2 separate regions of the Homo sapiens genome follow, and region 2 is linked to region 1. A link is a contact called in ENCODE Hi-C or POLR2A ChIA-PET data. All regions are on one chromosome and are shown on one strand. Each heading gives the region's core, a stretch centred on a gene start or an enhancer-like site at or near the end of the contact. The rest is flanking DNA. Distances are from core to core; before and after follow the strand shown.

Region 1 (4,859 bases), core at 1,766-4,265:
TCATACAGTTTTTTCTCTATCCAGCATCAACAGTGATCCTTTTTGAAGGTATTATGTCCACTGTCTGCTGAAAAGATTCCACTGGCTTTCCATCACCTTCATAATAAAAACCAGCATCCTTATCATAGCCTACAAGTAAGATGACCAACCATTACAGTTTGCCTGACTCTCAGGGGTTTCTCAGGGTGTAAGACTTACAGTGCTGAAACTTAGAAAGTTCCAAGCAAACTAGGATGAGCTGCTCAACCTACTAGATCTGTACTCTGGCTACCCTCTGACCTCATTCTCTTCGCAGTTCTTTCTCTTCACTGACCTTGCTGTTTCTGGAATGGACCAAGCATTTCCAGCATCAGCACCTTTATATCTATTCTTTCTCCCTAGAAGGGTCTTGTCCTGGATATCTGAATGGCTCTAGATCTCATTTCATTCAAGCCTCTCCTCAAATACCAACCTTACGAAAGAGACCTCCCATAATCATCCCTTGTAAAATAAGCTTTTCTGCTCATTTAGCATATATATATATAGTTGACTATCCTCAATAGCATATATATATAACATTTCCCCACCTAGAATTATATATGTAATAATATATTTAACAAAAAATACATATAACTAGATATATTTTATTTTGTGTTTGTTCTCTCTCCCCCAACTGGAATATATTTTTTGAAGGTAGGGACTTTGTTTTGTCCCAGAAGTATCCCTAGCACCTTGAACAGGGCTGACGTTTAACAGGTAGTTTATGGAGGTTTGTTGAATGAAAGGATGTGTGAATTTTCTATGTAAGTCTCCAGGCTCTCCACTAAGCCCACCAGAATGCTAACACAATCAATTCCCCATCTCATTCCTTGACCTGCCACTGCCTGAAGCAATCAGCGTGCAGTTTCTCTTTAGAAAATCTGGGGGATAGTCTAGGGGTTGCAAATTAAGCAACATTATCTTTGTTCTGAACAAGGACTGCATGAGTGTTAGGACTGAAGAAGGCCCAAGGTGGTGGTGGGTATGCCTAAGATGAGTATGACATATCAGCAATGCTATGAACATAGCAATGCTATGAAAGGCCAGGCAAAACGTAACAGGAGCTAGTCGTGGCTTATTGTTACAACGACTATACCTCCCATATGGGTAATCGATATCCACACACCCCTCTACATTGACTCTGGAATTCAGGAAAGGGAATTAAAATTTTCTAACTTATGTACCCCAATGATTTCAACAATATCTGGCATATGAGATCAATAAATATCTTTAAAATACCAACTAAGAAAGACATAAAATGACCCACCCTCCATACCAGGCTCATTTTTGCTCCTCTGATTCCTGAAACTATCCAGAATGCAGCTATGAATTCTCTCCATTGTCAGTTTTAAATTAAGCCAAGCTGGGTACTTGTGTAATTCCTCAAGAAATCCTGGATGAAAACTGTCAGGTGGAAAACAGGACCTCAAAATAAAGAGACATCCATCACTGAAGCTAACATCGTGAGGCTGAAATCAGTCCTATAACAATGGTACCAAAAAGAGCACAATGAGAGGCATTTGTGAATATTTACTCAGATGAGAGTAAGATATTTCCCTATCAGCTAACCTGAAGTTCACATCCCTTTTCCAGCTGAGTTCTGAAGCTAGATGTACTTAACTGGAACACATAACTGCATCAGGAACATCCTTTAAAACTATGGCTACCATGGCTTGACTGGACAAACCCCAGGCTTCCAGGTTTAGCACAGGTGGCCCTTCACAGACCAACATTGCCTATGCTACCAACCTCATGTCCTACCACCCTGCTTGCATCATTTCTCTCTCTGCATATATAAAAATATATGTGTATGTATATAATCAGCTTTATTGATATTTAATGTACCACAAAATTTGCCCACTTTAGGTACAGTTCAATGAATTTTACCGTGTTTTCTTAGTTGTACAACCATCATCACAATTTAATTTCGGAATATTTCTATCACCCAAATTTCCATTTCTGCGTAAAGGGGGAAAAAAAAAGGTTAACTGCTGAAGGCCGCGGTAACACTGAAAAAGGTGCCTTTTCTCTCTAAAACAGATTTTAATCTCCCCTGAATTTAGTGTCCTGGGTATTCCAGGAGTCTGAATAGGGTTTCAATTTTCAGGGTCTTTTTAATAGAGTAAAACTGTATTGGTGGCGATAAATTTAGTATTGCTCTCAGTACATGATTGAGGGATACTTAAATGTCTCTGTGATTTTATTTCATAATCGCTAAAAGATGGTTTTTTTTTTTCCTAAAACAGGGTTTTTGTTTTTTCTCAATAAGCTTCTTAGCTTCCCCTCCGGCTCCCTGGCTTGCCTCAGGAAATATTAGCTCATCAGTTCTGATTGGTTGACAGCTACGAATGGCCCTCATTGATTGGGCAGCGCTTCTTTGTCCCTTGGAAACTAATACAAATTTTTAACACTACTTTTTTTCCACTCTTTCTTCAGAGTTGGAATATCGTTGCTCCCCTACCCATATGTAGTGAGTGGAGGGCAAACTTGGAGTTCCCCTAATCTTTCCTTTTTAGGATGTCAGCTCAGTATCATTCATCTTAATTACACATTGAGCTTCTTGACTTAATGGATACAGCTCTTCTTTTGTTTAGTTGGGCGGCCCTGAAAAGGGCCTTTGGTTCAGAAATGCAAGCTGTGGAGAAATCAGCAACCTTAACCGCCAAAGCCATAAAGGGTGCGTCCCTGGCGCTTAAGCGCGTAGACCACGTCCATGGCAGTGACTGTCTTGCGCTTGGCGTGCTCCGTATAGGTGACAGCGTCACGGATCACGTTCTCCAAAAACACCTTGAGCACCCCGCGAGTCTCCTCGTAGATCAGACCAGAGATCCGCTTCACACCGCCACGCCGGGCCAGACGCCGGATGGCCGGCTTGGTGATGCCCTGGATGTTGTCACGCAACACCTTGCGGTGGCGCTTGGCACCCCCCTTACCCAAACCCTTCCCGCCCTTACCACGTCCAGACATGACTTCCCAAGAAGTGAACCAAGAGCAAGTGAGAGAATAGGAAACCGATCTTTATATATCTACGTTACCCCTGCCCCCACCTCCAGCGGACACTGAGACTGAAAAGCGCGCAGGCGGGAAATGTGACGCCTACAGTCCGCTCCTTTAACCCCTCCTCCAAGCCCCAGGAAATGGCGGGAGCAGCGATTGGGGGAGGGTGGGGAGATGAGGGTGGGACCAAGCAGGCTTGACCAATGGCCTTTATTTTCTTAACAGAGCTACAGGCTTTGAGGAACTGGGTTAAGAATTAAATGTAAACCCATTCTGACTCCAGAATTATTTTAAGTCGAACTTTTTTTTTAACCGAATCTCTCTGTCGCCCAGACTGGAGTACATTAGAGCCATCTCGATTCACTGAAACCTCTGCCTCTCAGGTTCAAGTGTTTCTCCTGCCTCAGCCTTCAGAGTGTAGCTGGGATTACAAGCGCTCGCCGTCGCGCCCGGCGTGTTTTTGTATTTTTCGTAGAGACGGGATTCGGCCATGTTGGCCAGGCTGATCCCGAACTCCTGATTTCTGGTAATCCGCCCGCCTCAGCCTCTCAAAGTGCTTGAATTACAGGCGTGAGTCACCGCGACCGGCCGAAATCGATTGGTTTTGAAGCCTTCAGTAGCATTAAAACGAAAAGTGCTCCCAATGCATTCCCTTTTGTCTTAAATTGGTTTCTTACAGCTACTTTACTTGAAAAGGTGGTGGCTCTGAAAAGAGCCTTTGCTTGGACCGTCAGAGAGACCACAGTAATCACGCCCTCTCTCCGCGGATGCGGCGGGCGAGCTGGATGTCCTTGGGCATGATAGTGACGCGCTTGGCGTGGATGGCGCACAGGTTAGTGTCCTCAAATAGCCCTACCAAGTAGGCCTCGCACGCCTCCTGCAGAGCCATCACAGCGGAGCTCTGGAAACGCAGGTCTGTTTTAAAGTCCTGCGCAATCTCGCGCACCAGGCGCTGGAAAGGTAGTTTACGAATAAGCAGTTCAGTGGACTTCTGATAACGGCGGATCTCGCGCAGAGCCACGGTGCCCGGCCGGTAGCGGTGGGGCTTTTTCACGCCGCCGGTGGCCGGAGCGCTTTTGCGGGCTGCCTTAGTGGCCAACTGTTTGCGTGGCGCCTTGCCACCAGTAGACTTCCGAGCAGTTTGCTTAGTGCGAGCCATGACGGAAAAACAGCACAGCGGAACACCCAACACTAGCGCAAATACGCCCATGAGCTGCTCTATTTATAGTGTGTAAAGTGCAGTGATTGGATGATAGAAGACGCTAAATATGACGTTACACACTCTGATTGGTCTATCTTTAAGCCAGCAACAATCGTGCAGTTTCACCGGCTACTATATTCTATTCCAACTCTACAGATGATTATTTAAGTGGTATTTTATTACTACTATTATTTTATTTTACTTTTGCTTTGTTCCCCAAGCTGGTCTTAAACTTGGGCTCAAAGGATCTTCCCGCCTCAGCATCCAGAGTAGCTGGGATTACAGGGGAGCCCCACTGCGCCGGCTTGGACTTTAATTTTTTAAACTTGTCCTCTTCTACATCTGGTTTTCATAACCTGAAGGCTGTGTTTATTTTCCATAAAACAAGGCATTGATTCCAAAGGTATTATAATTCCCCAATTCCGTATAACCTTCAGCTCTTTAGGAAAAAAAAAAAAAAAAAAAAAAAGAGGGAATACTGCTCACCTCCTCTCCGGAAATGTACCCTTTACGGGAATTTCTGAAACCTTTCACAAGAATTGGATTCCTTTGTAATGCTTTAATTGACTTAGGAGTGTTATTGAAATCTACAAAGCATCTCAAACATAGTAGGATTACACTATTACTCAGAAACATTTTCTAT
Region 2 (4,570 bases), core at 321-2,820, 2.3 Mb before region 1:
GGTCTCTTGAATTGTATAAGCTGGGTCTCTTTCTGTCTGTATTCCTTGTTACATTATAAACCCCATGAGGATGAGGACCTTGTGTCCTTCATTATTATTATATCCAGCAAGCCCTTGGCACAAAGATCGCATTCAATGGGAATCTATATAATTAATGAATGAGTTGTAAAAAATCAATTCAACCTCTTAACATGTATTATCTGTCTTCTCTATTTCTATTGCTACTGCCTTGATTCAGGCCCTCACTCTCTCTACCCTGGATTCTTGTAGTAGTCTCCTAGCTGGTCTCCCTGCCTGTAGTCTCATTTCCTTACAGTCCATCCCCACATGGCTGCCAAGATAACATTTCTAGATGTAAATTTGATCAGACTGCTCAAATTCCTTGGTTAGGGATCCAAAAAAAGTAAGAGCTGGTGCCCCTGCCACATATACCACTCTCCAGTCATGCTGATCAGCCCAGTTCTTTGGATGTACCAAAGGATTTCACCCCAGTTCTGCTTTTGTACATTTGATTCCCTCTCCCAGAAATTTATTTCCTTTGCTCCTTTTCCAGTGTACACTGGCAGATTCCTGCTGAGTCTTGTTTTGCCCCATTAGTTTTCCTCTCTCTTCCACGCCACGAATTCAAACTAATACATACATTTATTTCCTACATACGTACTTAGCATGTTCCAGAGGCTATTCTCATCGATTTACAAGCACTTATTTTATTTTACTTCATTTCACATGCACGTCTGTTTTACGCAGTTACTTGTTTACACGCTCTTCTTCTAGACTTTGGGATTCCAGAAGACAGAGGTTTGAGTGTAAAACACAAAATAACAAAACCACAACAAAAACAACTCTGTATTCTCGTCCCCACCATTACCATCTCTCCTTTGTGATGTCAAAGAGACCAGAGGAAGTGGACAGACTCGGGGAAGAATAGGTAAGTATTAGAGACAGAAAAAGTATGAAGTCCCTTCTGTGAGGACTAACAATAGTGATGCCATTTTACAACCTTGATGACTGTGTTCTCAAGAAACAAAGCAAATGTCAACCCCGTCCATAGCTTCAACAGAGCATAACAGCTCTAACCGCAACAGAGCCTAACGGCCCTAACCACATCTGTCCCCAGTTGGAAAGTGTCCAAACAGTTCCAACTAGCCAGCACTTCCCCAACCCCTCCCCAACAGAAACTTTATTATAAAAGCCTCAGCTTGTAAGCGATCAGGATCTCAGCCAGATTCCTAACTGGAACTCTTCGCAGGCTTTTCCTGTAAATAAACCTGTTTGGCCGTGGAATTGCCTCCTGTTACTCGCTCTCTACGTTTATATCTTCCTAACACCTTCCGGCTCTAATGTTTTGGGTCTCGATGACCATCTAACTCCTAAATGCTGGGGGCCGCTCCCCATAGAAATGCCTCGCCGGATTTCTCCGCCTCGCACCCAGTGGGACTGGGATTTTTGGCCCCGGGGTTTGCAATAAGGGAGTCACCAAGCAGCAGCCACCTCTGGAATTCCTAGAAAGGAAAGAGTTGCCTGGCTTCAGCCAGTGGGCTCAGAACGGCTGACGCATTTCCGGCCTTTGCGGTTGATCGGTCATTGGGGTGCTGCAGCCCCGCCACCTGTTCCGTAGCTTGCCGGTGCCCCGAAGGTGAGTCTTGGCCCCTTGTCGCGACCCGCCAGGTTCCCAGAAGATTTCAGGTCTGTGCCTTGGAGTAGGCGGGGAGGGAACGTCTGCGCAGGCGTGACCCCCGCCCCTACACATTCACTGGCCTGAAGCCCCCGTGGAGTAGGTGGAGGTCCCGCCCCTTATCCTGAAGATTAAACAGCCTTTCTTTGTCTGAGATAACGCCCGGAGTTCTTTGTCCTGCCTCCAAGACGATAAAGGAGCGCAGACACAAAGGTGAGGTTAGAGCGAAAGTTTAATAAGCGAAAGGAAAAAGCTCTCTGCCAGCAGAGAAGGGGTCCCGACCGGGAGTACCCATTATGGGGCCCGTTCTGGGGTTTTTATGGACTGGAAAGGAGAGGGAATGCGCTTAGTCTGCGGGCTGTCCTGGCGAACGCTTGACTCAGCTTGGTCCGGGACCAATCAGGAGCTGAAATGATGATTCATAGCTGCTGCTTAGCTTGGCCCAGGACCTATCAGAAGCCGAAGTGAAAGTTTGGCCCCGGACCAATCAGGGGCTGAGGTGATGATTCACAGAAGCTGGGCTTATAGTCCTAATAAAGGAAAGTAGAGCGCCTGCCGGAACCTACCAGAACCCACCGTGTCCATACCCACAAAAGGAGAAGAAACTTTTCCTGGGAACCTGCTGACTATACAAAGGACAAAGGCATTATGTGTCAGGCCTTGTTCCCTTATCTGAGTGAGCTGGAGGTTCTGTGCAAGTTTTTATCCAAATGGGCCCGAGGTTTTTCTATCTATGCAGCCGTGGGCATATCTCTAGGCACAACACCCTGTGCTAGTTCCCTTATCGGTGCCTGCAACCTGATTTTTTCCCCAGGCTTAGTTTTATGTTATGTGGGGATAAGACACTAAATCATGGGCGGGGGCAGGCTCTCCAGGGACCCTTCCCTTGCTATCCACCTAAGGCAAGCTAGGTAGCCCTTTCACAGGGTGGTGGGAGAGACCCCTAGAGAGGTCGGAGCTTTGCGGCGAAACCGAGGTCCAGAGGTAGAGAAGGGTCTCTCCCTGTCAAAAGCCTTATTTCCTATATACACGTAATTTTTATTTAATAAGTCAACATTATGCAATGTTTGTCGCATATGTTTTCTTTAAATATTGTAAAAACCACCAACCTCATAACTTGTCACCTCTAGTTTCTAATGCATCTCTAAAAATTGGGGACATTTCCCTACATAACCACAAGATTATTAGCACACCCAACTAAGTGTAGGCGCTTCACCTAACACCTAGTTCATGTTTAAATCCTTCCACCCCCTGTTGTCCCACAGATGTCTTTTATACCTGTTTGTACCAACTAGGATCCAATCATAGACCACTCACTGCATGTAGTTGAGTCTTAACCTAGGGCAATTTTACTCTTTGCCTCCCTTCCTCCCATCCCATTGCCTTGTTTAAAAGGAGGCTCTTCCAGTCTTCCTGTAGTGCATCCCCATTTCTGGATTTGACTGTTTCCTCATGGTATTTAAGGTCTTCTTCTGTTTTCTTGTCATCGTAATTGGTATCCTTTGGGATTTATTTTACAACACACATGATTTGTGATTTACATGATCTCTTTGTTGCTGTTGTTAATTATGCTGACGTGAATGAAAACATTCTCATGAATGAAAACATTCTCTTTTATGCTCTTTCTGCCATGTTTTTATTTCGGTGAAGGACAGTGGGGACACATCAAATTCTGCATTGTTTCACTCTTTGCTGTCTGACACCTCGTAAACACTTAGTAAATATATGTGAAATGAATTCCTTTGTGGATTACAGGCAATGCATAAAAACTTAATCTTGTATTTAGGATGAGCTCTTCCACTTCCTCCAGGGGTATACCTTGTATACATTTTTTAAATTATGGCTTTTATTTTATTGTATTGTAACTATATCCTCATGAGCTATAAACACCTCTATATTCCAAGCTCTTAGCTCAGCTCCATAAATTGATTGTCCAGTGACTGAACTGCTTTTACAAAGGTTAAGCTCTTTCTCCTTTCACTTGTACAGTAACATCTAAACTAAGTGGAAGTCTTTCTAGATTCAGTGCAATAGTCTTCACCCCCTCCACTTTACCCTTTTTTTTAACTCTTGCCTCTTCTGCTTCTACTCTTGCTTTCTGCTTCCACTTTTGCCTCTACCCTCATTCCCTCAGCTCATTCTCCATCCAGTAGCAGAGCTTCTCGGTACAGAATTCAGCCTTGTCACTCCCTTTCTTAAAGCCTTCAGTGGTTTCTCATTGCATTTATAAAATCCTAACTCCTATGCCCTACATGATCTGACTCCTGCTTGGCTTGCCAGCCTAATATTTTGCCACTCTTCTCCCACATGACTGTAGACACTCCAGCCTCCTTTCCTGTCTTTGATGGCAGCATGCACTTCCTCAGGGCCTTTGGATAGTCCAGAGTGCTCTTCCCCTCCCTCATCCCTATTCTGTATGGCTCACTTCTTTTGCACTTAAGGGCTTGGCTTAAATGTTACCTCACTTCCCACTACCCCATCTAAATAGGCTGTCCATTTATTTGGTAACTCAGTGCCTAGTTTATTATCCTCAGTAATCATCACAACTCATAATTATTTTATTTGCCTCCTTACTTATTTTTGTTGTTGCTTTTATTTTTGGTTTGTCTTCCCCGTTAAAATGTTTGCTCCAGCAAAACAGGGCCTGGTCCCGTCTTTTTCACCATTGTAGCCCTAATGCCCAGCCAAGTACCTGGTATGTTATGAGTGCTCAATGAACATTTATTGACTAAATGAGCAAATAAATAGGTTAGTTACTAGTAATGAGTCTCTCCTTGTCCCTTGCCTCCTGGGCCTTAGTTGCTGATAAAGTCATAAGCTGAGTCAGCAGTCAACTACCTTTTATTTTTCTGTCTCCCTTTCATGAGTGTGGAAGTCCACTGCAGGTCCTGGAAT

The links. A loop is a pair of places that touch in the nucleus more often than their neighbours do. ChIA-PET counts read pairs that join two places held with the same protein, here RNA polymerase II (POLR2A). Pooled maps may share reads with other maps.
Region 2: a pooled map shows a loop between it and region 1 (7-fold over the local background). The contact joins the promoter of ZSCAN31 here to the promoter of H4C1 in region 1. A Hi-C loop is called at or near these places in 1 of 168 maps with a recorded cell type or tissue (natural killer cell), 1 of 37 single-sample maps with no recorded cell type and 8 of 50 pooled maps. POLR2A ChIA-PET finds 5 or more read pairs at or near these places in 1 of 52 experiments (WTC11).

The regions. Positions count from the first base shown.
Region 1 is chr6:26,019,805-26,024,663 of GRCh38, reverse strand. H4C1 (H4 clustered histone 1) reads right to left here and starts at 3,015. Exons shown (of 1, transcript NM_003538.4): 1 at 2,614-3,015. The coding sequence starts at 2,985. The coding sequence ends at 2,674. H3C1 (H3 clustered histone 1) reads right to left here and starts at 4,213. Exons shown (of 1, transcript NM_003529.3): 1 at 3,706-4,213. The coding sequence starts at 4,174. The coding sequence ends at 3,764. RefSeq lists enhancers at 2,421-2,650, 2,801-3,030, 2,252-3,067, 3,371-3,420, 3,451-3,550 and 2 more.
Region 2 is chr6:28,333,148-28,337,717 of GRCh38, reverse strand. It overlaps ZSCAN31 (zinc finger and SCAN domain containing 31), which reads left to right and starts at 1,570. Exons shown (of 4, transcript NM_030899.5): 1 at 1,570-1,636. RefSeq lists an enhancer at 1,905-2,024.